2 separate regions of the Homo sapiens genome follow, and region 1 is linked to region 2. Evidence: chromatin loops called from intact Hi-C (ENCODE). Cell type or tissue: endothelial cell of umbilical vein. All regions are shown on one strand. Each heading gives the region's core, and the rest is flanking DNA. Links, peaks and the distances in the headings are about the cores only. Region 1 holds the start of BTN2A2 (butyrophilin subfamily 2 member A2). Region 2 holds the start of BTN2A1 (butyrophilin subfamily 2 member A1).

Evidence for each region. A loop is a pair of places that touch in the nucleus more often than their neighbours do. Peaks named below come from ENCODE experiments on the same cell type or tissue, not always from the same donor. Only the 100,000 strongest peaks of a DNase experiment are listed, where the experiment ranks them.
Region 1: it touches region 2 in a loop (6-fold over the local background); 4 of 110 quality-filtered maps call a loop at or near these places.

Annotation. Positions count from the first base shown.
Region 1 is chr6:26,374,574-26,389,584 of GRCh38, reverse strand. BTN3A2 (butyrophilin subfamily 3 member A2) reads right to left here. Exons shown (of 11, transcript NM_007047.5): 10 at 14,787-14,814; 11 at 11,273-13,788. It overlaps BTN2A2 (butyrophilin subfamily 2 member A2), which reads right to left and starts at 6,477. Exons shown (of 8, transcript NM_006995.5): 1 at 6,404-6,477; 2 at 5,670-5,793; 3 at 4,223-4,570; 4 at 1,291-1,572. The coding sequence starts at 5,763. RefSeq lists a silencer at 6,539-6,628. In endothelial cell of umbilical vein, for the core only: no CTCF peak of the experiment used is centred there; a DNase peak (open chromatin) is centred at 6,504; H3K4me3 peaks cover 952 bases; H3K27ac peaks cover 985 bases.
Region 2 is chr6:26,453,318-26,467,018 of GRCh38, reverse strand. It overlaps BTN3A3 (butyrophilin subfamily 3 member A3), which reads right to left. Exons shown (of 11, transcript NM_006994.5): 11 at 13,604-13,701. BTN2A1 (butyrophilin subfamily 2 member A1) reads right to left here and starts at 9,064. Exons shown (of 8, transcript NM_007049.5): 1 at 8,877-9,064; 2 at 8,301-8,412; 3 at 7,191-7,538; 4 at 3,494-3,775; 5 at 1,613-1,834; 6 at 1,046-1,066; 7 at 931-957. The coding sequence starts at 8,382. RefSeq lists enhancers at 153-1,352, 8,874-9,033, 9,194-9,453. In endothelial cell of umbilical vein, for the core only: no CTCF peak of the experiment used is centred there; a DNase peak (open chromatin) is centred at 9,148; H3K4me3 peaks cover 1,037 bases; H3K27ac peaks cover 1,064 bases.

The sequences.
Region 1 (15,011 bases), core at 3,408-11,407, 75 kb after region 2:
CCCACTCACTCACTCTAAAAGCCAAAGCCTGTTTGTGGCCTGTGCTGCCATATATAACGTAGTTGCATCACTCTGTGAATTCATCTCCCCCTACTTCCTGAACTCACTCCATTTCAGCCACACCAGCATCACCTCCTGGGAGTCCTGGAAACTGCCAGACAAGCTCCTTCCTCAGGCCTTTTGCATATGCTCTTCCTGTACCTTGGCTGCTCAGTCCTTAAGCATCTGATGGTTCCTTGTCTTGATTGCTCAATTTCCATCTTTACAGTGAAGTCTTCCCTGACCACCTTGTTAATAATTCTGATGCCTCACACCCCTGGAACTCTCTATTTTCTCTTTGCTTAATTTTTCCTACATGCTCGTCACCATGTGATAGAATATATAGATTATTATTTATTTAATCACTTGTTTCAATTATTTCATATATTGCTGTCTCTCTCTCGCGCTCCCTTTTTTTCTTTTTCTTTTTTAAGACAGAGTCTCACTCTGTTGCCCAGGCTGGAGTGCAGTGGCACGATCTTGACGCAAGCTCTGCCGCCTGGGTTCAAGCAATTCTCCTGCCTCAGCCTCCCAAGCAGCGGGGATTACAGGCGCCTGCTACCGCACTCGGCTAATTTTTGTAGTTTTGGTAGAGATGGTGTTTCACCATCTTGGCCAGGCTGGTCCTGAACTCCCGAACTCATGATCCAACCACCTTGGCCTCCCAAAGTGCTGGGATTGCAGGTGTGAGCCACCGTGCCCGGCCGCTGTCTCTCTCTAGAATATGAACTCCTTGAGGAGAGAAATTTTGATATATTTTGTTCAATTATTGACCCTTGGTTTCCTGTACAGTCTTAAACATAAGAAATGCTTGTTGAACATTTGTTGAATACATTTATGAATGTCTCTTGATAGGGAATTTCCCCAGCTCTGTCCTTTGGGAAGTCCCATAGACAGGAAGGGATGGCTGCAACATACAGGAATGCCAAGCATAGACAGTCACCCACCCACACTACTCTCCAGGTTTGATGGTTGTCCTTAATATTTTACAACTGTTGCAGCATAAAGACCTAATCAAGAAAAAAAAGACCAGGTTTACCCTCAGAGAAGAGGCTCCTACTCTTGTGTTTTGGGACTCTTTGAATCTCCCTTTGTGAGGAGGGGAGACGTCTCAACTCAGCTGCAGCCTCCAGCTCCTCAGGGCCCAGGACCATTCCACCCACACTGCTGCCCCCATTCCCGCTCTGGGCTCCATCTGGGTGCTGAGGATCCTGCATACACTTGATAGGTCTCAGAGGGCAGAGAACTAACCTGGAATAAAAATGACAGTTTCCTTCTCCTGGCCGAGCAGGGTGTTGTTGACAGAGCAGGACACATTCCTCACATACTTGTCTCTGATGATCACAGCTGTGGTGACCATGAAGAGGCCGTCAGCATCAGCGATGGAAACCTCCTTCAGGGCGGGCACAACCTCACCGTAGGGGTCCCTCCACACTGTGAGGGGCTCTGGGTACCACCCTCCAGATATGCACTCCAGCCAGATGCTCCCATCCTCTTGGGCCTTGATTTCAATGAGGGGCTTAGACCCAAGGCCTGGAAAGGGAGACCAGGGCTCAGCCAAAAGGCAGTGGTATCTTAGCCCCTACTGCACCTTGATGGATGGTTGCTAGAAAGACCCTTGGTTTTGGAGAACATCAGGAAACCAATATGCAAAATAAATTGTGAGATCTCAAAGAGAAAGGATCACATTGCACACTTTTCTTTATGCTCCACCTGAAGGCCCCATCACAGCACCAAGCATCTATCTGTCTGCTATAAATGCTTGCTGTGCAATTTATTCTGGCAAAGACTAATTTTCTCACTTCCAGGAGGGTGTGTCCAAATTCTCAACAGGCAGGTTGAGAATTTCACTTTCTGCTCCTGGGATGACTTCTCTGCAGACCTCAATTTCCTGAAGCTCTAAAATAATACACTAATGACAGAAACCTATCAGGTTGGCAGAAGCTTTTTTTCCTTTCTTTCTTTTTTTTTTTTTTTTGTAGAGATGGGGTTTTGCCATGTTGCCCAGGCTGGTCTCAAACTCCTGAGCTAAGGCAATTCACCTGTCTTGACCTCCCAAAGTGCTGGGATTACAGGCATGGGCCACTATGCTCAGCCTTGGCTAAATCTTAAGAAACTTTTTGAACCAAAGTCACTGACACTTCTGTCTAGTTCAGGGCCTCACATCACCATGGCTATCTACCTCCATAGGAGGTGATGGTTTTTAGGAGAATAGACAGAACTAGCTGGCAAAGCCAATTCTTATTCTAATTCACAGTTGTTTACCTCCCAGAGGTTCCATCCAATAGAGAATTTTCTTACAGTCCTTTAAGAACATCAATGTATTAGAAATATCTGGATGCCCCTGGGATCCTTAAGATAACCATATTGCCTCCTCAATGTCAGAGATCATCACCAAAAATCCTAATAATTCAGGCTCATCCTAAATATATTCTATCTTTACTAGAACCTTCAATGAAAGAGAATACCCAGAGTGAGAGAGCTGCAAAAGCATGGTCCTGGGAGACCCTTCAGCCATGCGTGATCATCCAAACTTCTCCTGAATAATTCCTTTGTAAAGTCTCCCAACAAATTATGTTAAAGAAAGAAAATTAAAGCAATCACTTAAGCCTAGTGCTTTCTGCTCTGTTTAATTTTTGTCAGGAGAAAAAAGCTAGTTGTGCATTTGAAGGCTCACACAGAAATCCTGAATTAGAAAAGAAATTAAAATACCTCAGCAAATTGGAAAACAAAGTCCTACAAAACATTCCATGGGTTCAATACGGGTAAGCATGACACAATAGATTTAAGGGAAAAATCAGCCACCAACCAATCCAACAAACAGAGTACAATAAGCAAGCAAACAAAAAGTCCTACAGCAACCCAATTCAGACTAGGGAAGGCCAGGACAGGGTTGGTTTTACAGAGAAAGAGTAGTGGGTCCCTGCCACATACAACCATTCATTACTGGGCAACATTGCAGTGCTGCTGTGAACACAGTCATGACAATGGGTCAAGAAGCCCTCCATCCACGATATTCTGTTTTAATCAGATGTAAGGTTGCCTTTGTGAGTAGCAAAGATAGGGTCTCCTACCTGTTATGATTTGGGGCCCCCTGGGAAGAACCCAATTTCCTAGTCCTTGCCTCCACTGGTCTGATGGACTGAAATGTCACCACGAATTATTCTGCAACTTAAAGGCTTTTTTCAGTCCTGAAATATACCTTTTAAAGCAAAATACACTAACTGCAACACTGAGGTAATCACTTAGTGTCACTTTTAACAAACTATTAGAAATCCCAGTTTAAGTGCATTTCTATGCTGAAGCCTTGCCAATTTCTTCCCAGCTAAATTCTTAGTCTTTCTCTGTGGAGTTAGCAGGAATTATAGATAACTTTGTTTCTGTATTTAGTTGTGCTTTAATAAAAATCATCTATTTATATAAAAGTCACTCTCTCTGCAATCAGTATTTCAGGAAAGAAGAAAATGTCAAGATTAATATTTATCGAAAAATAAGATTTCATGTCATAGTTCTCTGGGCAGTTCTTATTGATTCTGATTGCCCCGGGACAATTTTTGACAGTGTCTCCTTTCACTCTCAGACGTGCACAGTTCAGTGCCAAGGCAGGCATAAGACTTTCTTTTCCGGGATTAACTATTTTCCCCTGCTCATGGCCTCAGCTGAGGAATGCGTGTGCTTCTGAAGAAGTGAAGCCCAGGCTGGGCGTGGTGGCGCACGCCTGTAATCCTAGCACTTTGGGAGACTGAGGCAGGTGGATCACAAGGTCAGGAGTTTGAGACCAGCCTGCCAACATGGTGAAACCCCGTCTCTACTAAAAAAATGCAAAAATTAGCCGGGCATGGTGGTGTATGCCTGTAATCTCAGCTACTCAGGAGGCTGAGGCAGGAGAATAGCTTGAACCCAGGAGGCAGAGGTTGCAGTGAGCCAAGATCGCACCACTGCACTCCAGCCTGGGCAACATAGCAAGACTCTGTCTTGAAAAAAAAAAAAAAAGAAGTGAAACCTATAGCTTAGCAGGGCAAACCCACTCATGTGGCCTTTGTGCAAGAGGAAGCCACTTTCTCTGTGGAAAGGGGACGCCAGATAGAAATCCGTTGGTCTGCAATGGGCCTGAGGTTAAGGGAGAAACTTTCCCCAAAAGTCACACTGTGCAAAAGTAATAAAGCAAAATGAAGTGATGCACCTGCCACCACGAGGCGTAGGATGGCCTCATCGTAGGACCTGCCTTCTTGGAAGTAACAGCGGTAGATCCCATTCTCCTGGGCTGTGACGTTATGTATGACCAGGGCCACGCTGCCCCTGTTGATGTCTTTGCTCACAAAGGTGATTCTTCCCCGGTACTCCTCCATCTGCTCCTCTGTTCTCTCTCTCCCACCCTTATACACAAACACTGCGGGGGAGAACTGAGACCGGAACCACCGCACCTCCATGTCCTCAGCATTTTTCTCGGGTGACAGATGGCAGCGTAATGTAGTGTTTTCTCCCACCATGGCCAGGATGGGATTAGCTGGCCCCACGACAGTAAACTGGGCTGTTCAACAAGGGCAGAATCAGACAAGGATGCCAGTTATCACAACTCTAAGGCAAAACAAAAAACAAAAAACAAAAACAAACAAACAAAAAAAACTCCAGGGATGAAAGGAAGCAGATATTCCAAGGCTACAGGGGTTCTTGGGCTGAGAACCCTTCTGGGGACCAGTAGCTGTGGCTGGTCGGCAGCACCAACCCCTGGGAGCAGTAACTATTGAGGCTGCTCCTGCTTCACGAAGGAAACATTGGGGAGCCCGCCCTGGGCACCCTGTGCCCCTGAGATTTTCCTCCATTTTGCAATCTAGCACTGTGCCTGAGTGTAGTGTAAACTTGAACTGTCCATTAGGGTATCTATCCACTAGCTATTTAACAGTTCCAATAAAAATGAACTCTAAGTGTAAAACACACACAGATTATAAAGATTTAAAATTTCAAAATGTCAAATATCTCATTGGTAATAGTTCTATTAACTAAGCATTTAAATATTGATATGTGATTATTTATATGAAACAAAATACATTATTAAAATTTATTTCAAGTATGTTTTTACCTTTTAAAATAAAAAGTAGAATAGGCACAGGGTCTTGCGCCTGTAATTGCAGATATTTGGGAGGCCAAAGTGGGAGGATCCTTAACAGCTAGGAGTTTGAGACCAGCCTGGGCAAAATAGTGAGACCCTGTCTCTACAAAAAATAAAACTTAGTCGAGTGTGGTGGCCCTTGCTTGTACTCTCAGCTACTTGGGAGGCTGAGATGGGAGGATCCCTTGAGCCCAGGAGTTTCAGGTTACAGTGAGTTATGATCTCATTCTCCATCTGCTTCATTCCGGCCTGGCAACAGAGCAATATACTCTCTCTTAAATAAATAAACAAATAAATAAAAAGTTAAAAAAATCTTTTTGAAGATTTGCACTTGTATATGCACTTGACCTTTGTGCTTCACTGTGTTTCTTTTGGACAGTGCTGGTATAAATTCAGTGAACATGTTCAGAATGAAAGGATAAGTCAACAACCCCACAGTTCTTCCTTCTTTCCCTTTGCAGACTACAGGGTTGATGTTCCTTTCTGAGAGGTGACAGCAGCAAGTGACACACATCCCTACCTGAGACCAGTGCACACAGGCTGAGAAGGAGGAGGAGCAGGAGGAGGAGGAGGGAGGCTGGCAGGGAGAAGTGCAGAGCAGCAGCTGGTTCCATGAGCACCCAGGGCAGGCAGAGACCAGAGGCCTAGGGTTACAGAGGAGGAGAATCAGCCTAGGAGTCTTGGCACCTCAGTGCTGGTCGGGCCCAACCTCTCCTGTCACTCAAGTAGGTCTCATCGGTGCCCCAACTTCTGGGAGTCGCTTGCATCTCAAGGCTCAGGTATCTCCGAAAGAGGGATTCCGTAAACATTCCATAAGTAAGCCATCAATGCAGAGATCAAGGGGGCCGTTTTCCTCCTTCCTCTTCCCACTTCTCGGGCCACAGTCCGGTTTCTTCAGTTGTCCCTGGATTCTTTCACACCCTCGTCCCTCCACTTCCCCCTCCCCGAGACCCAGGTCGGGACACTCGAGGTAAAGCCAGGCGAGGCTGCGCCTCCCCACCAGTAGGCTTCCTGTCTCCCAGGTCCCCCTCTCCTCTCCAGAGCAGATCCCGCTCCCCGCACCTACCGCCCCCAGCTACCGCCCCCACCCCGGAGCTGTAGCGCCTCCTCTCCCTTTCCTACCTTCTAGAACTAACCTCTGTTTTCTTTTCCCCTCTGATCCTCACATGACGATTTTCCGATACAACTCACCCATGGGCACAGTCACCACCAGACAACAAAGCATCCCAAAGAGAAGAGAAAAGCTGTGTTCACCTCCTATTAATCGCGATGTTTGGAGTTGCGGACTCGGTATCTGGGACCTGTTCTCTGGGTGTCCAAAAAGTCCCAAGATTTCCACTGAGCAGTTTAGAGCCCAGGATTGGCCGAGTGAGGCTGAACCAACCAATGGTGTCTCGAGCCTTATTTCTCAGCTGTTACTAGGTAGAATACACACACAAAAACCCCCCAAAAATCTCAAGCAGCAAATAACCTTTTGGGATTATTAGGTATTTCTATTTCCTTTTTCTGTCTTTGGAAGCAAGACTTTTTTCCTTTATTTTCCTTTCTTCCTTCCTTTCTTCCTTCCTTCCTTGCTTCCTTCTTTCCTTTCTCATTCTCTTTTTCTTTCTTTCTTTCTTTCATATGTCTCTCTCTCACTTTATTCTTTCTTTCTTTCTCGCTTTCTTTCTTTTTTCTTCCTTCCTTCCTTCCTCTCTCTTCCTTTCTCTCTTTCTCTTCCTTCTCTTCTCCTTCCTTTCTTTCTTTCTCTTTCTTTCTTTCTTTCTTTCTTTCTTTCTTTCTTTCTTTCTTTCTTTCTTTCTTTCTTTCTTTCCTTCTCTCTCTCTCTCTTTCTTTCTTTCCTTCCGTTCTTTTACAAAGCCTTGAGATCCCCAAGGTGTCAGTGGCTTTGCTGGTGTAGACGAGGAGAGGGCTCTCTATGTAGAGTGATTTTGCTGGGGAGGAAACATGAGGAGGAAAACATAAGCCGCCGTCTTTCCAAAGCCAGAGGACTCTTGTTCATGTTGCTGGCTTTGAAGGTTGGGCCTGGTGCGCGGGAGGCCTTGGGGGAAGCAGGCATGGCTGGAGTGGGAGGGGTAGCAAAGGAAAGGTGACAGCAGTTGCAGTGGCTGTTATGAAGGTCTTGTTGTTCACTCCAAAGCTATTGGATAAGACGTGCTGAGAATACTGAGTGAGGATTAAAAACCCTTTCCCACGGGGAGGTGGTATTCTGGTGGAGGCAGAAGATGGAAGTGAGCAAAGACTTTCAGTTGACCTTGACCTTCTGCCAGTAGGTGGTGGGGTTAAGTCCAAGGACCACACACACACACCAGCACACATAACCTCCTCCCCATGAACATAATCCCTCCCCCACAGAATCCAATCTTGTCATTGTATAGATATCTTCCAGAATAATCTTCCCAAGGCCCAGTTGTCAATAATCCCCTCAAATGTCTAAATACTTAGTCTGGAACTGGTGCAGTGGCTCACACCTGTAATCCCAACACTTTGGGAGGAGGAGGCAGGCAGATCACTTGAAGTCAGGAGTTCAAGACCAGCATGGCCAACATGATGAAACCCCGTCTCTACCAAAAAAAAAAAAAAAAAAAAAATTAGCTGGGTGTGGTGGCACATGCCTGTAATCCCAGCTACTCAGGAGGCTGAGGCAGGAGAATGGCTTGAACCTGGGAGGTGGAGGTTAGGGTGAGCTGAGATCATGCCACTGCACTCCAGCCTGGGTGACAAAGTGAGACCCTGCCTCAAAATAAATAAATAAATAATAAAATATACACAAATAAATGCTTAGTCTAGAGGCCTCCAATTCCCTTCTGATTCAATTCAAAACTTTGCAGTTAATACACTAGCAATGGCTCCACAGTGGCCTTGCATCACAACGTTGCACTCCCTGTGGCCAGCGCTCCCTTTCCCATGCCATGCCTTTCACTTGAATTGCTTGCTCCATCTTTGCCCCTTGAAATCCTGCCCAGCCTTCGTGCCTACTTCCTCCAAGAACAACTCTGAATGCTCCTGCCTGAAGTGCTCTCGGCCTCTTCTAACACCCATATCTTTTGCTGTTCCCATGTCCTGTCTTCTATTATTGTTATCCAGGTATCAACTGTGTCTTTGCTGTGACTGGAGTACCTGTTCCTCAGGACAGACTTCTGCAGGATGTGATTCTTCTCTCCTTACAAGGCCCAACTCTAAGCTCTGCTCTCAGCTGTTGTTCAATGCATGAGTGACATGCTCAGGGTAAGGTCATTCCCACCACAGGATGGCCCAGTTCCTGGAATCATTCGGCACCAGAGTTCGAGAGAGAGGTGGCAGCACTATTAAGCCACTCTAGATCAGAAGATCAAGGACCAGGAAGGATGAACCAGTAGGTCCCTTCTGCAGAGAAAGCTCTTTGATGAGAATAAGATAAAGAAAGGCCTAAGAAGTGTTTTTACTATTGAATTGACACTTGAACTGTCCCATTCTCATACAGAAGCCTCACTCATCACCTGATATTTCTGGATTATAATTAAAATTGGATCCTGGGTTGAGTGGCTAATGAGGGTAATTATGTCAGTATTAGAATATTCCAACCAGGACTGGGCAGCTGTTGGGAAAGGACAGAAGAGAAGGATGCAAGTGTCTAAGAGCATGGCCACCCAGGATGAGACCTGACTTTATATTTTTATTTGAAGAAATAAGACCCAGGGCTTTGAAGCAGCTTGTGCAAGAAGCATCCAGCTAAGCCAGGCCTCAACCTCTGCCAAAGTTCATCTGAGCAGGAGGGAAACATGTGTGTTCTGAGAAGGAAGAGGATCATTTGGCCATGGGGTAGCTTAGCAAGAAACCAGGTTCTACTGGGGTGTGCCAGGTTAGATAGTAATGATCTAACCCAATCATACTGTGTCCTGGGATGGAAAAAGAGACAGGAAGGGTCACTTCAGAAAGATTCTTTATGGACATGGTGTACCTGCCAATCCTGGAAGAACCGGGACCCGGAGTGAGCAATGATTCACTGTTGCTGTGCAATAAACTCCAATCTTTGAAAGTAATATGGGTGTGTCATCTCCAGCTATGGAGTACTCCGAGGGGATCCACAGGCATCTTGGCACACAGAAAATCCATTTCTACTTTGTCCTGTTCAAATTTTAGTTTCCTGACTCACAGAATCAATGAGCATATTATAATGCTTATGTAAGCTTCCAAATTTTACAACTGCCGCAATATTAACTAGTACATTTACCTTGTCTCAACACAACAAATTTTTTCAAAGAGAAGAAATGATATTGGGCTTCTAAAAGAAACAAACATGATAAAATTGCCTAAGCTCTCCATTTGGAGCCTTCTCTCTGCTCATCTGCTTTGGTCTTCTCTGCAGTCCACCATCCTTTAGTCCACAGCATGAATGGAACATTTCTTCCCACAGCTCCCATGCACATCTGTTACAGGAGTAACTAGCCACATGTCACTTAGTCCTCTGGCCTAGCCTGGGTCAGTGTCCATCCTAGACCCAGTCCATGTGGTGAGGCTGCAGGGCCATGTGATATGGGCATGTATTGGAAGACAAGAGGTCACTAATGCTAAATAAATGTGGTGCAGGGAGGGCAGAGAGACCTTGAAAGGCATTCACTATATTCTCAGAGGTGAGCCCTTATAACTGATGCTGTTGATGCCCCATCCCTTATTCTCTTGGCCTATCACAGTTTGCCAATAGCTGAGGCACAGTTTTCTGCAAAGATGACAACCTTCCCACCTCCAGTGAGTATCTCCCTTCTCCTTTGCCTGTGAGCTTTATCACACCCATGATAGTTGCTTTTCTGCAGTTACATAGCCCAATCTTAAAGTACATTAGAATTAACACTCCCAGGCCAATCTTCAAACAATTCAAGCAAAGGAGGATGGGAAGTGGAGATAAAGTCGCAGGCCCTGTAGTCCTTAGGAAGATTCTGAGCTATATCACACATTTCATATGGTTTCTTAGAGAGTCGTAAAAGGGATTAAGCCAAGTTTTCCACATGATAACTGACTCATGAATGAACTCTTTATCTCATTTCTCATGTAATTGGCTTTCTTTCATTTCTCAATTTATTTCTGCACTTGTGTTTCCTGGGATCACTTCCCAAATCAGTGTGGTGAGCTGAGTAGTGCCCCCCCCCGCCCACCCTTTGAGTTATATCCACTAAGAAACTTATGAATAGAATGTATAACATGGCGAAATGGATGTTACACAAAATTAAAATTATGGACCTTAAATTAGAGAGATTATTCTAAACTGTCTGTTGGACTCAGTCAAATCACAGGAGTCTTTAAAAGTAAAAGGCAGACTGAGTGCCGTGGCTCATGCCTATAATCCCAGCACTTTGGGAGACCAAGGTGGACAGATTTCTTGAGCTCAGGAGTTTGAGACCAGCCTGGGCAACATGGCAAGACCCTGTCTCTACAAAAAAAATACCGGGGCATGGTGATGTGGGCCTGTGGTCTCAGCTACTTGGGAAGCGGAAGTGGGTGGATTGCTTGAGCCCAGGGGACAGTTTGCAGTGAGCCGAGATCACGCCACTGCACTTCATCCTGGGTGACAGAGCGAATCCCTGTCAACAATAAATAAATAAATAAATAAAAGGAAGGAAAAAAAGGAGAAGGTAAAAGAATCAGAATGATACAATGGAGAAAAAGAACTAGGAGAGGAGACTCAATGTACTGTTGCTGCTTTGAAGATGGAGGAAGGGAGCTAAGAGTCAGAGTGTGGCAGCCTCTAGAAGTGGGTACAGTCCCTGGCTATAAACCAGGAAACAACTGGGACCTCATTCCTGTAAATGAAGGGAACTGATTCTGCCAACGATCTGAATAAGCAAGGAAATAGATTCTTCCTTAGAGACTCCAGAAAGGAATCCAGCCTGCAGACACCTTGATTATAGCCTGGTGAGATCCCTGTGGGACTTCTCACCTACAGAACAGTGAGATAATAGATTTGTGTTGCTTTAAATCTATGAATTTCTGGTAATTCAGATGGCAACAATAGAAGAGGCATCCAATAAGGGTTTTGTGAAAATGCTGCAGTGAGGCAAACTGAAACTGTGGGGAGTACAGTGGGTATGTAGACTACTCTACTGTGCTGAGTAGACACCACAGTCTAGAAAAAACCAAGTTGAAGAGTCAGCATTATTAACAAATTTATTGAACAACTAGAACTTGACAAGCACTTGCCCAGTAGAGGGGATACAGTGGTGAGCAATAATAGTGATGATAATGAGGAGCAGTTTTCCCTAGCAGGCAGCAGTTGAAAGGAATATGGGTTTAACATCCACCAATGACCAGGAGTGGACAGATCCTTTTCCAGGAGACTGAGTCCATAGTGGGATTAAAAACATCCCTGTAATTCTTCTAGCTTCCTTCATCCAAATTACCAATATTACAGAGAATCTCTAGGGTATTTGCTCTGCCTGGAAACCTTGACTGAAGGAAGGCTGGCTCTGGCTGCACGATCACTTATCACATTTGTTGGGTGGGAACACATCTGTGCCCCATTATTAACTGAGTGTGGCCTCTAGTCTCTTTCAAAGTCACATGCCCTGTGGGAACTGCAACGTTATTCTCTCAACCAAGACACTCTGCAGAGCCAATCCAAGGAGTGCTGGGTCTAAGGCTCTGATAATCAGCTGGGAAGGAGTCCATAGGGGTCTTAACTCCACAACCACTCACAGTGATCTCGATCCTGGAGCTGTCCTGGGAAGGGAACCTCAGGGCTACATGTGGGCTCTTCCCATGCAGGAAAAATCAGGCTGGAAAAGAACGGGCAATTGGCCAGGGACTGAAGCTGAACATCTCCCAACTGCACAAATTACCGTGTGAGTTATGTAAGCTACTTAATGTTGCCCTGCCTCTGCTTCCATACTTGCCAAATGAGACTACCTGACAGGGTGTTGTGAGGATTAAAGGAGTGACACCCACCAAAGCTCATAACACAGCACTCAGAACGTTTTAAATTCTCCATTAATGTTAGTCATTGTTGTTCAGATCCCAGCTCTGTTGTTCACTATTCCTGTCTGCTTTGTAAAGTCAATACACTTTTCTACACCCCAGTTTCCTTATCTGTATAAAGGGGCCAATAAGGTGGCACCAAACTCAAACAACTGTCCTATGGAATAATTGAATGAATATCAGTAAAGTGCTTCAGTGTGTGCCTGTAGCTTTATGGTTCTGACTGGCTGTTGTGGAGGGTGAGACCCTTAGCTCCAGGCTGGGCAGGGAGAAGCAGAGATGTTACTTCAGCCTGAGGCTCCCCACTTTCATTAGCTAAGCCTGGGGTCAGTGGTATCTCCAGGGAATGATCAGGCACTAGGTCGGGATCGGGGGAACTCTCTACTTTTGGTATTGGGCAAACGGTCAGGGCAGTGGGCTCCAAGGTCAAAATTCTGAATACAGGATACAGAGGCTCAGAGGAAGAGGCGTGCAGAAATGTGTAGATATGAGATCCATCCGTGGCATTGTAGAACGAGATATGTCCAGTCTCATAGTCCAGGATGACCCCCACTTTCCTAGGAGGCTCAGGAAGTTTCAGGTTGGTTCTGGGCTCAGTGAGAGCCCGATACTTATTCCCATCAGTCAGGCCCATAGTCCAGTATCCGTTCTCCGGTGTCATTTTGACCCAAACTTTTTTCCTCTCCACGTTCTTACTACATACCCCAATATGCCACTCTTTTCTGTCCCCCACTTCCACCTCCCAGTAGTGTCTCTCTGACATGAAGCTTTCACAGCCAAGCACACAGTAACGCCATTCAAATCTCTCAGGGTTGTCTGGTAGGTCATGGGGCTCCTCAGCACGCTGTACACTCCTCTGGTCCTCAGAAACAAGGAGGATGGCATTTGCCATGTCTGGATACAGAATTACATCTGCTGCAGAGAGTTTGAGGAGGTGTCCATGGGGTCAGCCATTTTTCCTGGATTTAAGAGCCACAGCATGCAAGGCTTGGGCCATGCTGAGGAGGTCCTTCCAGAACCCCGTGTCCCTAGCCTGCCCTGAATGTGATTCTCTCATCAATGTCATTGGTGAAAGCCCCAGGGGTCTAGTGACCAGAGGGGAAATGAAAGTAAGGTCAGTATCTGCCTAACCCAATACCCTGATGCGGCCCCAAGAAGCAACAAGGATCCTCTTTCTACATTTTTGTTGTTTCCCTCCCCACATTGATTCTGCCCACTGATGCTTTATACTCAGAGGTTAATTTTCTTTTCTTTTTTTTTTTTTTTTTTTTTCTTGAGACAGAGTCTCGCTCTGTCTCCCAGGCTGGAGTGCAGTGGCGTGATCTCGGCTCACTGCAAGCTCTGCCTTCCGGGTTCATGCCATTCTCCTGCCTCAGCCTCCCGAGTAGCTGGGACTACAGGTGCCCGTCACCATGCCCGGCTAATTTTTTATTTTTTGTATTTTTAGTAGAGACGGGGTTTCACCGTGTTAGCCAGGATGGTCTTGATCTCCTGACCTTGTGATCCGCCCTCCTCAGCCTTCCAAAGTGCTAGGATTACAGGCATGAGCTGCTGTGCTGGCCCTCAGAGGTTAATTTTCAATCTTCACTCGACCACTCGTGAGCTAAATGAGTTCCCCTTTTCTGCAGTCTATTTTTCCATACATCCAATTTATTTAACAAGGTGGAGCCTCATCTGAAGCATTTCCTCACCTGAAAAATGGGGATAAACATATGAATCTCTAGCGCTGTAGAAGGCAATCATATTATTTACTCAGCCCACAGCAGGCCATGAAGGAAGCTCCTCATCTTCCTGATAGCTGCAAGGCCGTCTCTGTGCTGGGCTCTGTGTGGGGCCTTATATGCCCTAGATTCACTCTCCAGCCTTCAGCTTTCTCCACCCTCTTCTGGACCCCAGGAATCTGTCCTCTATGGACAGTGCCACTGGGCTCCCTTGTCCTCTGGTTTGCTGCTGTGTTTGGCCAATGGGAGGCCCTGATAGAAGATTAGAAGGAGAAAGAAAGGAGATACACACCGTTTAATTTCCTGCTTCCTCCCTGCCAGCAGCAGCTGGTGGTGCTCTAACAAGGCCCGAGGACTCTTCTCAGGAAGCTCCCTCGTTAAGCTACCTCTTTCTCTGGGTTCCAGTAATTGCCTCCCCTTTTTAGCCCTCCCAGGCTAGGGGTGGAGACAGCTCCCCACTGTTGGGAACCATGGGGGCACTGCACTTTTCCTTGTTGCTTTCCCTTAACCCTTCTTTCTGGAAACCTTGTCCAACTACCCAGTTTGAGCTCACCATCTATTTCTTGCTAGGTTTCTGCCAAGCATGTTCATTATTCCTTCAGTCTTCACCTCAACCCCCATGAAAAACAGATTGCAATCATCATCTAAAAATGTGGAGGCCAAAGCTTGGAAGCATTAAATCCTTTGAGGAGATACAGGCAGTAGGTGGCATGAGAAGCCTGGGAAGGACAAAGTTCTTTGGGCAGGCATCACCTCCTCTCCTTGGCATTTCCATCCTCACTCTCCCTGCAGTATTACTCAGTGTGTGTCTCCTTCCCTTCACCTCCACCCTTTATGCGTCTTCCTACCCACGAAGGAAGTCAAGGGAACTTTTCTGCTCCAAATCACAAGAGTTGGAGAAGAAAAAAGGAAAAAGGAATATAGTCCCTCAGGTTGTTGGTCCAGGGAACATGCAGTGATTTACTCACCAGGCTTGAAGAGGGCCATTTTTCCATTCTGAAAGGAAGGAGACACAGATAAGAAAAAGGTCAGTATTTTTGTACTTTTCCCACTCCATTCTCCTCTCACTACATGTTTTCTCTCCTTTTCTTTAGAGTCTCTTCCAGGGTCCAGCTTCCCTCCTCTACAGCTCTGATGGATCAGAGGTGGCACCTTCTCAAAAATGTCAGGCTTGGCTCCCTGTGTCATGGGGG
Region 2 (13,701 bases), core at 5,702-13,701:
CAAATGTAGGGAGTAACTATTCCCATCCAGTTTTGCTTCAACAACATGGGTCTGATGTCTTCACATATCACTTCTGTAGGTACAAGAAATGCTCCAGACTCCGGGCATTCTGCAGACCTCTCCCATCTGTATTTATTCTTACTTATTCAGTCTACTTTTCTATTGTGTTAAAATGATTTCCTCCATTCCCCAAGTTAATATGTCTGGCTGTGACAATTTGCTATTTTGTCCCAAGTTGACAGTGGCAATTTTGAAATTCACCTAAAGAGGAAAGGTCCATGTGCCATGGTATCTGGTAAAGCTTGGATTCTGTGGTGCTTATGGGCAGAGGGGCTGAATCATAAGATGAAAAGTGCTCACTGGGAGTGGGCAATTGGGTTCTGTGCTCTCCCACCCACCTGAAATCCCTCCCACGGCAGGCTATACACAAAGTATTAGTGTTCTCTTAAGAGCAGAAAGGCATTTCTGGCCACCTATTGGTACACCCTTATGTCAGGCTTACTAGGGACCCTCCTGGCCTCTTCCCTACATGGGTCTTCAACTTGGCACAGTCTACACCATCCCCAGGATATAAGCTGCTAAGATAGCATTGTCTTTTTTCAAATTCATCCAGGATCAAAGAACAACAACTACTGAAATGTAACTCTTAGGAAGGCTACTATATATGGGACACCTCTGGTAATCATGCATTAAATTACTCCAAAAGATAAAGGATCCTGGGATGTAAACCATAGGGTGGATTGAGAGCTGCTGGGATTCCCTGACAGAAGAGACATGATGCATCATTGCTGGGACACTGTTGATGAACTGACCCCCGTTCCCTGCTGTCCCCACCTTGCCCTGGGCCCCTTGCTCATCTCCTCTAAGGAGTCCTGTTAGCTGGCTAGTGTGGAGAAAGCTGAGATCTGAGGGAACATCAGAGGCACTCACCAGCATGTAAGAATGTTCTTCTCCATCCTGCAAGGGACAGACAGAGACGAATGTCATGAGATGTTGCTGAGCAGAACTCAAATTGTACATGTAGTTAAGGAAAGGCTAAACTTACGCAATTCTTCTTGAAGTTTCTCTGAAAAACAAACAAAGAAAATCATGTCTTTGACAGAAGAACTAAAAGAAGTTGGGTTTTTAGTAAACAATGCAGGAACCGTCCTTTCTATGAACAGCAACATCTCCCTTCCCTCATGCCTAGGGCACTGTCAGAAACCAGAAATTATGTATGATCAGGTGGCTGGGTAGTACCAGCACATTGTTACACTTGCTTTTGCTCAACCATTTAGTACTTTATGTAGCCAGATGAATGAATGCAAGGTGGGCAGAGTGAAAGAATGAAAGCTCTGAGAGATTCATTCCAAGGACATGAGAGTTCCAAGTCCTTGCTGCTGCTGTGCATTTCCTCTCTCTTCTGTATGCTGGTACCTGGGAGAGCTGTGTCCTTTCTATGGTGGTGAACTGTCCTTCTACTCTTTTTCTTTTCTTTTTTTTTTTAATTAAACAGGGTCTCACTTTATCGCCCAGGCTGGTCTCGAACTCCAGGGCTCAAGTGATCTGCCTGCCTCAGCCTCCCACAGTGCTGGGATTCAAGCCATGAGCCACCATACTCAGCCTCTTTTACCTTTTACTTGAAGTTCTTCCTCTTTTTGCACACGTTCTTTCTCCAGTTCCTTTAGAGCAATTTCTCTTGTTTCCCGTTCAAACTCCTTTTCCCCTGACAGAATCTTTTTTTCCTTTTGGAGTTTGTTGATCCAATAGATGCATACGGCAATGGGTATCATCAGAATAACCACAATGATAGGCAGGGCCACTGCACAGGGAGACACACTGGGCATAAAGGATTCTGAAAAGGCAGCCAGAAATATCCACTTAGTTTGAAACAGAACATCTGGGGTAAGAGTGCCCCTAGGAGCACACTTGAAGAGCTCCTCAGCCACCTGCTCTCCTGCTTTCTCCCTCAGAAAACTCAGATGGAGAAAGTGATGCTGGCTCACACCTGGCTGACACCTCAATGGCTTCCAGGGCCAAGGCCCAGAGGTAGCAAACCAGTCACCATGGGAAGGACCAGGATGAATAAAGCTAACCCGTCATGCTGAGTCGGCACAGCCACCACCCTGCCTCAAGCTACCATCACTCACGCCTGGAATACTGCGGTGCCCTCCTTCTTATTCTGCCCTTACCTTCTGTAGTCTATTTTCAACAGACCAGCCCTAGTGTGATCATGATACTTCTTAGCTCAAAACCTTCCAACGCTTTCCACGTCACTCGCCCTAAAAACCAAAGACTGTTTGTGGCTTACAATGCCATGTTTAATGTGTTTTCATTGCCTCTGTGAATTCATCTCCTTTCACTTCCTGCACTCACTCCATTTCAGCCACACCAGCATCACCTTCTGGGGGTCCTGGAAACTGCCAGAGATGTTCCTTCCCCAGGCCCTTTGCATATGCTCTTCCTGTAGCTGGGTTGTTCAGTCCTTAAGCATCTGATGACTCCTTGCCATCAGATGGGATGGCTCAATTCCCATCTTTACAGTGAAGTCTTCCCTGACCATTCTGTTAAGAATTGCAATGTCTCACATTGCCTCTTTATTCCTTCCTTGCTTAATGTTTCCTATAGATGTTCATTACCATCTGATAGAATATATGGTTAGCTAACTAATCACTTTTTGAGGGAAGAGTTCTTAATATAATTTGTTCAATGATTTACCCTTGGTAGAACAGTGTTTTGAACATACGATATGCTTCTTGACCATTTGTTGAATGAATTGTGAGTGTGTGTCTATAGGGAATTTCCACAGCTCTGTCCTGTGGAAAATCCCCTGCACAGGAAGGGATGGCTACAGCATACAGGAACACCAAGTGTAGAGAGTCACTTATCCACACCACCCTCCATATGTTATGGTTGTTTTCAATGTCTAAAAATTGCTGGCCGGGTATGGTGGCTCACGCCTGTAATCCTAGCACTTTGGAAGGCTGAGGCAGGTGGATCACTTGAGGTCAGGAGTTCGAGAACAGCCTGGTCAACAAGGTGAAATCCCCATCTCTACTAAAAATACAAAAATTAGCCGGGTGTGGTGGCGTGTGCCTGTAGTCCTAGCCTTCGGGAGGCTGAGGTATGAGAATTGCTTGAACCTGGGAGGAGGAGGTTGCAGTGAGCCAAGATTGTGCCACTGCATGCTAGCCTGTGTGACAGAGCAAGAACTTGTCTTAAAAAAAAATTGCAGCAGTGTAAGGACCTTATTGGGGGGAAAAACAACAACAACAACAACAACAACAACAAAAACAGGTTTACCCTCAGAGAAGAGGCTCCTACTCCTGAGTTTTGGGACACTTTGATTCTCCTTTTGTGAGAAGCGGAAAGGCTTCACTCAGCTGCAGCCTCCAGGTCCTTAGGGCCCAGGACTATTTCACCCACACTGCTGCCCCCATCCCCGTTCTGGGCTCCATCTGTGTGCTGAGGATCCCCCATGCACTCGACGAGTCTCAGAGGGCAGAGAACTAACCTGGAATAAAAATGACACTTTCTTTCTTCTGGCCGAGCAGGGTGTTGTTGATAGAGCAGGACATGTTCCTCACAGACTTGTCTCTGATGATCACAGCCGTGGTGACCATGAAGAGGCCGTCTGCATCAGGCATGGAGACCTCTTTCAGGGCAGGCGCAACCCCACCGTAGGGGTCCCTCCACACTGTGAGGGGCTTTGGGTACCACCCTCTAGATATGCACTCCAGCCGGATGCCCCCGTCTTCATGGCCCCTCATTGAAATGAGGGGCTTAGAGCCTAGTCCTGTGGAGAGATATCAGGGTTCAGGCAAAAGTCAGTGCCTTTTGCATCTCTTCTGTGCCTATTGCATCTCTTCTGTGAAGCTAGAAAGTAAAGGTAAAAAAGAGGGAGATAGGAAACAAGAAATAGGAAGGAAGAAAAAAAGGATGAGGGTAAGGAAGAAAGAACATTGATGTTGGAGAACACCAGCAGGCCAATGGGCCACATAAACTGTGAGCTCTCTAAGAGGAAAGGATCCCATTGCACCCTTTTCTTTGCGGTCCACCTATAGGCCCCATCACAGCACCAAGCATCTATCTGTCTGCCATAAATGCTTGTTCAATTTATCCTGCCAGACTAATTTTCTCACTTTGAGATGGGTGTGTCGACTCCAACTTCAAACAGGCAGGTTTTGGATTTCACTTTCTGCTTCTGGGACGACTTCTCAGTAGACCTCAGCTTCCAGAAGCTCTAGAATAATAACGAGAAGGACGAAAGTCTGCCAGGCGGGCAGAATCCTAAGAAACCTTTTGATCCAAAGACATTGACCCTTCTGTCTAGTTCAGAACTTCACATAACCACCGCTTTCTACCACCCATAGGAGGTGATGGTTTTTAGGAGACTTGACAGATCTAGCCTGCAAATCCAACTCTAATCCTAATTCACACTGTTTACCTCCCAGAGGCTCCATCCATTAGGCAGTATTGCTTTTGTTGTTTTAGGGACAGGGTTTTAGCTCTGCTGTCCAGGTTGGAGTGCAGTGGCAAAATCATAGCTCACTGTGCCTTGTACTCCTGGGCTCAAGAGATCCTCCTGCTTCAGTCTCCCAACTAGCTAGGATTACAGGCATTTTCCACCATTCTTGGCTAACATGTTGCCCAGGCTGGGTGATTTTCTTATAGTACTTGGAGAACATCAACTTATTAGAAAGATCTGGATGATCCAGGGACTAAGATAACCATACCACTTTTTCAATATCAGAGATCATCACCAAAAATCCTAAGAAACTAGACTCACCCTAACTACAATCCATCTTTAAATGAATCTTCCATAAGAGTGAACACCAGGTATGAAAGAGCTGCAAAAGCGTGGTCCTGGGAGACCTTTCAGCCATGTGTGACCATCTAAACTTCTTCTGAGTAATTCCTTTGTAAAGTCTCCCAAAGAATTTTACCAAAGACAGGAAATTAAATCAATAACTTAAGTCTGGTGCTTTGGCTCAATTTAATAAAAAAAAATTTTTTTTTTTGACACAGTCTCACTCTATCGCCTGGGCTGGAATGCAGAAGCATGATCATGGCTCACTGCATCCTCGATTTCTGAGGGTCAGGTGATCCTCCCACCTCAGCCTCCCAAGTAGCTGAGACTACAGGCATGTGCCACCATGCCCAGCTACTTTTTTTTTGTATCTTTTTGTAGAGACTGGATTTTGCCATGTTGCCCAGGCTTATTTTTATTTATTTATTTATTTATTGATTTATTTTTTAGACAGAGTCTTGCTCTGTAGCCCAGGCTAGAGTGAAATGGTAGGATCTCAGCTCATTGCAACCTAGGCCACCTGAATTCAAGTGATTCTCTGGCCTCAGCCTCCCAAGTAGCTGGGACTACAGGCATGTGCCACCATGCCTGGATACTTTTTGTAATTTTAGTAAAGACAGGGTTTCACCATGTTGGCCAGGCTGGTCTCCAGCGCCTGACCTCGGATGACCCACCCGCCTTGGCCTCCCAAAATGCTAGGATTACAGGCATGAATCACTGCACTCGGCCCAGGGTCACTTTAATTTTTATCAAGAGATAAAACTACTTGTACATTTAAAGGCTCAGTGGAATAAGAATTAAAATAACTCAGCAAATTGGAAAACGAAATTCTTCAAAACATTCTATGAGGTTCAATACAGGCAAGCATGACAAAATAGATTTAAGGGCAAAATCAGCCACCAACCAACCTAACAAAGAGAATACAATGAACAAACAAACAAAAAGTCCTAAGCAATCCAATTCAGAGTGGGAAAGGCCAGGCCACTGTCAGTTTTATAGGCAAAGAATGGCAGATTCCTGCCGCGCAGAAACCATAACTGGTCAACCCTGGAGTGCTGCTATGAACACAGTCATGATGCAGGGTCAAGAAACCCTCCTTCCATGATATTCTGCTTTAATCAGATGCAAGGTTGCCTTTGTGTGTAGCAAAGATGGGGTCTCCTACCTGTTATGATTTGAGGCCCCCAGGGAAAGACCCAATTCCCTAGTCCTCACCTCCTCTGTCTGGTCTGATGGAGTGAAATGCCACCACAGATTATCCTGCACCTTAAAGGCTTTTTCAGTCCTCAAATATATCTTTTTTGTTGTTGTTTAATTTTTGATACAGAGTCTTGCTCTGTCGCCCAGGCTGGAGTGATGTGGTAAGATCTCGGCTCCCTGCAACCTCTGCCTCCTGGGTTCAAGCAATTCTTGTGCCTCAGCCTCCCAAGAAGCTCAGATTACAGGCACACTCCACAAAGCCTGGCTAATGTTTCTGTATTTTTAGTAGAGATGGGGTTGCACCATGCTGGCCAGGCTGGTCTCGAACTCCTGGCCTCAAGTAATCCACCTGCCTCTGCCTCCCAAAGTGCTCGTATTACAGGTATGAGCCACCACGCCCAGCCCAAATATATCTTTTAAAGCATAATACACTAACCCCAAAACTGAAGTAATCACTTAATGTCATTTTAACAAATTCCTAGAAATCCCAGTTTAAATGCATTTTTATGTGGAAGGCTTCCCTATTACCTCCCAGCAAAATTCGTAGTCTTTCTCTATGGAGTTAGCAGGAACTATATATAATTTTGCTTCTGTATTTCGTCTTGGTTTAATAAAACCATCTATTTACAATAAGTCACTCTCTCTGCAATCAGCATTTTGGGAAAGATGAAGTAAAGATTAATATTTATCAAGAAATAAGATTTGATATGTTGTAGTTCTCTGGGTAATCAGTTTATTCCAGTTGTCTTGGAACAATTATTGACAGTGTCTCCTCTCACTCTCAGAAGTGCAACCTGGGAGGCAGAGGTTGCAGTGAGACAAGATCGTGCCAGCGAGGGTACAACAGAGCAAGACTCTGTCTCAAAAAGAAAAAAAAAACCCAAAAGAAGTGCACAGTTCAATCCTAAGGCAGGTATAAGACTTCTCTTCCGAGACTGACCATTTTCCCCTGCTCACGGCCTCAGCTGAATTCTGCATGTGCTTCTCAAGAAGTGAAGCCCTTAGCTTAGCAGGGCAAACCCACTCATGTGTCCCTTGTGCAGGAGGAAGGATTTTTCCCTGGAATTCCGTTTCCACAGGGAGAGTGGAAAAGGGAGTCCAGACAAAAATTTGCTGGTCTGCAATGGGCCTGAGGTTAGGAGAGAAACTTTCCCCAAAGTCACACTGTGCCAAAGTAACAAAGCAAAATGAAGCGACGCACCTGCCACTACGAGGTGCAGGATGGCCTCATCGTAGGACCTGCCTTCTTGGAAGTAACAGCGGTAGGTGCCGTTTTCCTGGGCTGTGATGTTGTGTATGACCAGGGCCACGCTGCCCCTGCTGATGTCTTTGCTCACAAAGGTGGTTCTTCCTCGGTACTCCTCCATCTGCTCCTCTGTTCTCTCTCTGCCACCTTTATACACAAACACTGCGGGGGAGAACTGAGACCGGAACCACCGCACCTCCATGTCCTCAGCATTTTTCTCGGGTGACAGATGGCAGCGTAACGTAGTGTTTTCTCCAACCGTGGCCAAGATGGGATCAGTGGGCCCCACGACAATAAACTGGGCTGTTCAACAAAGGGGTAGAGTCAGACAAAGACACCAGCCATCACATCTCTAAGGCAAGAAAGGAAGCAGATATTCTAGGGACAAACTTATTTTTTCCATGGCCATAGGGTCTCTTTGGGCTGAGAAATCTGGGGACCAGTAGCTGTGGCTAGTCGACAGCACCCCTGGGAGCAGTAACTATAAAGTGTGCTTCTGCTTCATGAAGGAAACCCTGAGGAACCTGCCCTGAGCACCCTCTGTCCACCCTGTGCCCTTGAGGGGATTTTCCTCGATTTCCCAATCTAGTGCTGTGCCTGAGTGTACTGTAAACTTGAGCCGTGCAATAGGACACATATCCACTAGCTAGTTCCAACTGAAATGAGCTGTAAGTGTAAAATACACACAGGATTATGAAGATTTAAAATTTCAAAATGTTGACTATCTCATTGGTAATATGGTATATTAACTAAGTATTTAAATATTCGTATTTGATTATTTGGGGCGAAACAAAATATAGTATACAAATTTATTTCATGTTTCTTTTTACTTTTTAAAATAAAAAGTAAAATTTAATTTTTTTTGAAAATTTGCAATTGTACATGCACTCGGCCTTTGTGCCTCACTGTATTCCTTTTGGACAGTGCTGGTATAAATTCAATGAACATGTTCAGAATGAAAGGGTAAGTCAACAACTCCACAGTCCTTCTTTCTTTCCCTTTGCAGACTACAGGGTTGATGTTCCTTTCTGATAGGTGACAGCAGCAAGTGGCACACATCCCTACCTGAGACCAGTGCACACAGGCTGAGGAGGAGGAGGAGGAGGGAGGCTGGCCGGGAGAAGTGCAGGGCAGCAGCTGATTCCATGAGCACCCAGAGCAGGCAGGGACAGGAGGCCTAGGGTTACAGAGGAGAATCAGCCTAGGAGTCTTGGCACCTCAGTGCTGGTCGGGCCCAACCTCTCCCGTCACTCAAGTAGGTCTCATCAGTGCCCCAACTTCAGGGAGTCCCCTGCATCCGAAGGCTCAGGTATGTCCCGAGAGAGGGATTCCTTAAACATTCCATGAAGTAAGCCATCAATGCCAAGATCAAGGGGGCCTTTTTCCGCCCTCCTCGGCTCACTTCTCTGGCCAGAATGCAGTTTCTTCAGTTGTCGCTGGATTCTACCACACCCTCCTCCCTTCACTTCCTCCTCCCCGCGACCCAGGCCGGGCAGCCTGAGGCAAAGACAGGCGAGGCCGCGCCTCCCCACCGGTGGGCTTTCCCTGTCCCAGGACCCCGTCTCGTGTCCACAGCAGACCCCGCTTCCCCCACCTACTGTGCCCACCCCGGAGCTGTAGCGCCTCCCCTCCGTTTCCTACCTTCTAGAATTAAACGTTGCTTTTTCTTTTCTCCGCTGGTTCTCGACGATTCTCCAGTCGTCCCTCTTCTCTCCAATCTGCCCAGGGGCACAGGCACTACTAGACACAAACCTTCCCAAAAGAGGAGAAAAAATTGTTCTTCCCCTTCTCCTAGGTCGCCATGTTTGGAGATGCAGGAAACGAAATCTGGTCTCCTGGGCTTCCACAGTCCCAAGAGTTCCCTAAGTATTTTAGAGCCCAGGATTGGCCGGGTGTGAGTGAACCAGCCAATGGTGTCGAACCTTATTTCTCAGCAGTTGCTGGGTAGAATACACCGAATCACAAATTTCAAGCAGCAAATAACCTTTTGAGATTATCGGGTCTTTTTATTTCCTTTTTCTTTGTTCGAAAGCAAGACTCTCTCTCTCTCTCTTTCTCTCTCAAGACTCTCTCTCTCTCTCTCGCTTTGAGATTCCTTGGGGAGATTCCCTGGGGTTTGTCACTGAGGTCGGTGGCTTTGCTGGTGTCCACAAGGAGAGGCCTCTCTATGTAGAGGGCAATTTTGCTGGGGAGGAAACATGAGCAGGAAAACGTAAGCCGCCCCCTTTCCAAAGCCAGAGGACTCCTGTTCAAGTTGCTGGCTTTGGAGGTTGGGCCTGGAGCGCAGGAGGGCTTGGGGGAAGCTGGCATGGCTGGAGCGGGAGGGGTAGCAAAGGAAAGGAGACAGCAGTTGCAGTGGCTGTTATGAAGGCCTTGCCATTCATTCCAAAGCTATCGGATAAGAGGTGCTGAGAATCCTGACTGAGGATCAAAAACCTTTTCCCTCAGGGAGGTGGCATTCTGGTGGTGGCAGAAGATGGAATTGAGCAAAACTTTCTAGTTGTCCTTCACCTTCTAGATAGTAGGTGGTCAGGTTGGGTCCAAGAGCCACACACAGACACACACACTAGCACACATACCATCCTCCCGTAAACATCATCCCTCTCCCAAAGGCTCCAATCTTGTAATTGTAAAGATATCTTCCAGAATAATCTTCCCGAGGCCCAGTTGTCAATATTCCCCTCAAGTGTCTAAATGCTTAGTCTGGAGGCCTCCAATTCCCTTCTGATTCAATTCAAAACTTTGCAGTTAATACGCTAGCAATGGCTCCACAGTGGCCTTGCATCACAACGTTGCACTCCCTGTGGCCAGTGCTCCTTTTCCCATGCCATGGCTTTCATTTCAATTGCTTGCTCCATCTCTGCCCCGTGAAATCCTGCCCAGCCTTCGTGCCTACTTCCTCCAAGAACAACTCTGAATGTTCCTGCCTGAAGTGTTCTCGGCCTCTTCTGACACCCAAATCTTTTGCTGTTCCCACGTCCTGTCTTGTATTATTGTTACTCAGGTATCCACTGTGTCTCTGCTGTGACAGGAGTACCTGCTTCTCAGGACAGACTTCTGCAGGATGTGATTCCTCTCACCTTACAGGGCCCAGCTCTAAGCTCTAAGCTCTGCTCTTAGCTGTTGTTCAATGCATGAGTGACATGCTCAGGGTAAGGTCATTCCCACCACATCATGGCCCAGTTCCTGGAGTCATTTGGCACCAGAGTGCGAGAGAGAGGTGCTAGCAGGATTAAGCCACTCTAGGTCAGGATTTCTAGGACTGGAAAGGAGGAACCAGTAGGTTCCTTCTGCAGAGAAAGCTCTTTGATGAGAATAAGCTAAAGAAAGCTCTGAGAACTCTTTTTTCCATTGGACTGACCCTTAAACTGTCTCTTTCTCATACAGTAGTCTCACACGTCACCTGATGTTTCTGGATTATAATTCAAATAAGATTCTGGGTTGAGTGGCTTATGAGGGTAAATACATCAGTATTAGAACTGTATGTATATGAATTCCAAACAGGACTGGGCAGCTGTTGAGAAGAGGCAGAAGAGAAGGATGAAAGGGTCTAACAGCATGGCCAGCCAGGATGAGATCTGACTTTATATTTTTTTACCTGAAGAAATAAGGCCCAGGGCTTTGAAGTAGCCCTTTTGCCAGAAGCATCCAGCTAAGCCAGGCTTCAGCCTCTGCCAAAGTTGATCTGAGCTAGAGGGAAACGTGTGTGTTCTGAGAAGGAAGAGGATCAGTTGACGATGGGGTAGCTTAGAAAGAAATCAGGCTCTACTGGGGTGTGCCCGGTTAGATAGTAACAACCTAACCCAATCATGCTCTGTAGTGGGAGGGATAGAGACAGGAAGGGTCACGTTGGCAAGGTTCTTTATGGACCTGCCAACCCTGGAAGAACCAGGATACAGGGTAAGCATTGATTTCCTTTTGCTTTACAATAAACTACAGTCTGTGAAGGTAATATAGCTGTGTCATCTCCAGCTATGGAGTACTCCCAGGGGAGGCCTAGACATGTTGACATACAGAAAATCCATTCCTACTCTGCCCTGTTCAAATTCTAGATTCCTGACTCACAGAATCACTGAACATATTATAATAGTTGCATAAGCTTCTGAATATTAGGACTACAAGCAATATTAACGAGTACATTTATCTTGCCTCAAAAGAACACATTTTTTCAAAAAGAAGAAATGATACTGGGCTTCTAAAAGAACCAAACGTGAGAAATTTGCCTAAACTCTTTCCATCTTGTAGCCTTCTCTCTGCTCATCTGCTTTGGTCTTCTCTGCAATCCACCATTGTTTAGTCCACACCATGAATGGAGCATTTCTTCCCACAGCTCCCATGCACATCTGCTACAGGAGTAACTAGCCACATGTCACTTGGTCCTCTGGCCTAGCCTGGGTCAGGTGTCCATCCCAGACCCAGTCCATGTGGTGAGGCTGCAGGGCCATGTGATGTGGGCATGTATTGGAAGAGAAGAGGTCACTAATGCTAAATGTGGTACAGCGAGGGCAGAGAGACCTTGAAAGGCATTCACTATATTCTCAGAGGCAGAGCCCTTATAACAGACGCTGTTGATGCCCCATCCCATATTCTCTTGGCCTATCACAGTTTGCCAATAGCTGAGGCACAGTTTTCTGCAAGGATGACAACCTTTCCACCTCCAGTGAGTATCTCCCTTCTCCTTTGCCTGTGAGCTTTATCACACCCGTGATAGTTGCTTTTCTGCAGTTACATAGCCCAATCTTAAAGTGCATTAGAATTAACACTCCCAGGCCAACCTTCAACCAATTCAAGCAAAGGAGGATGGGAAGTGGAGATAAAGTCCCAGGCCCTGTAGTCCTTAGGAAGATTCTGAGCTATATCACACATTTCATATGGTTTCTTAGAGAGTCCTAAAAGGGATTCAGCCAAGTTATCCACATGGTAACTGACTCATGAGTGAACCCTTTATCCCATTTGTCATGTAATTGGCTTTTTTTCATTTCTCAATTTGTTTCTGCACTTGTGTTTCCTGGAATCACTTCCCAAATCAGTGTGGTGAGCTGAATAGTGCTCCCCGCACCCACCCTTTGAGCTATATTCACTATGAAAGTTATGAAAAGAATGTATAACACAGTAAAATGAATTTTACACAGAATTAAGGTTATGGACCTTAAAATAGAGAGATTATTCTAAATTGTCTGGGTGATCTCAGTTTAATCATAGGAGTCTTTAAAAGTAAAAGGCAGACTGAGCGTGGTGGCTCATGCCTATAATCCCAGCACTTTGGGAGACCAAGGTGGGCAGATTGCTTGAGCTCAGGAGTTTGAGACCAGCCTGGGCAACATGGCAAGACCCTGTCTCTACAAGAAAATACCCAGGCATGGTGATGTGGCTCTGTGCTCCCAGCTGCTTGAGAAGCTAAGATGGGTGGATTGCTTGAGCCCAGGGGACAATGTGGTGAGCTGAGATCACGCCACTGCACTTCAGCCTGGGTGACAGAGCGAGTCCTTGTCAAAGAAGAAAAAAAAAAAAAAAAGAAAGGAAGGAAAAAAAGGAGAAGGTAAAAGAATCAGAGAGACACAATGGAGAAAAAGACCTAGGAGATGAGCCTCAATGCGCTGTTGCTGCTTTGAAGATACAGGAAGGGAGCTAGGAGCCAGAGTGTGGCAGCCTCTAGAAGTGGGTACAGCCCTTAGCTAAAAACCAGGGAACAACTGGGACGTCAGTCCTATAAATGAAAGGAACTGATTCTGCCAATAGTCTGAATAAGCAAGGAAACAGATTCTTCCTTAGAGACTCCAGAAAGGAATCCAGCCTGCAGACACCTTGATTCTAGCCTGGTGAGATCCCTGTGGGACTTCTGACTTCTCACCTACAGAACAGTGAGATAATAAATTTGTGTTGCTTTAAGTTCATGAATTTCTGAAGCCAGGCGCGGTGGCTCATACCTGTAATCCCAGCACTTTGGGAGGCCGAGGTGGGTGGATCACAAGGTCAGTAGATCGAGACCATCCTGGACAACATGGTGAAACCTCGTCTGCACTGAAAACACAAAAAATTAGCCAGGCGTGGTGGCACGCACCTGTAGTCCCAGCTACTCGGAAGGCTGAGGCAGGAGAATCACTTCAACCTGGGAGGTGGAGGTTGCAGTGAGCTGAGATCGTGCCACTGTACTCCAGCCTGGGAGTACAGTGGCACAATCCAATCTCAAAAAAAAAAAAATGTCTATACATTTCTGGTAATTCAGATGGCAACAACAGAAAATGCATCCAATAAGGGTCTTGTGAAAATGCTGCAGTGAGGTAAACTGAGACTGTGGTGAGTACAGTGGGTGTGCAGACTACTGTGCTGAGTAGACACCACAGTCTAGAAAAAGCCAAGCTGAGGAGTAAGCATTATTAACACATTTATTGAACAACTAGAACTTGACAACCACTTGCCAAGTAGAGGGGATACAGTGGTGAGCAATAATAGTGATGATAATGAG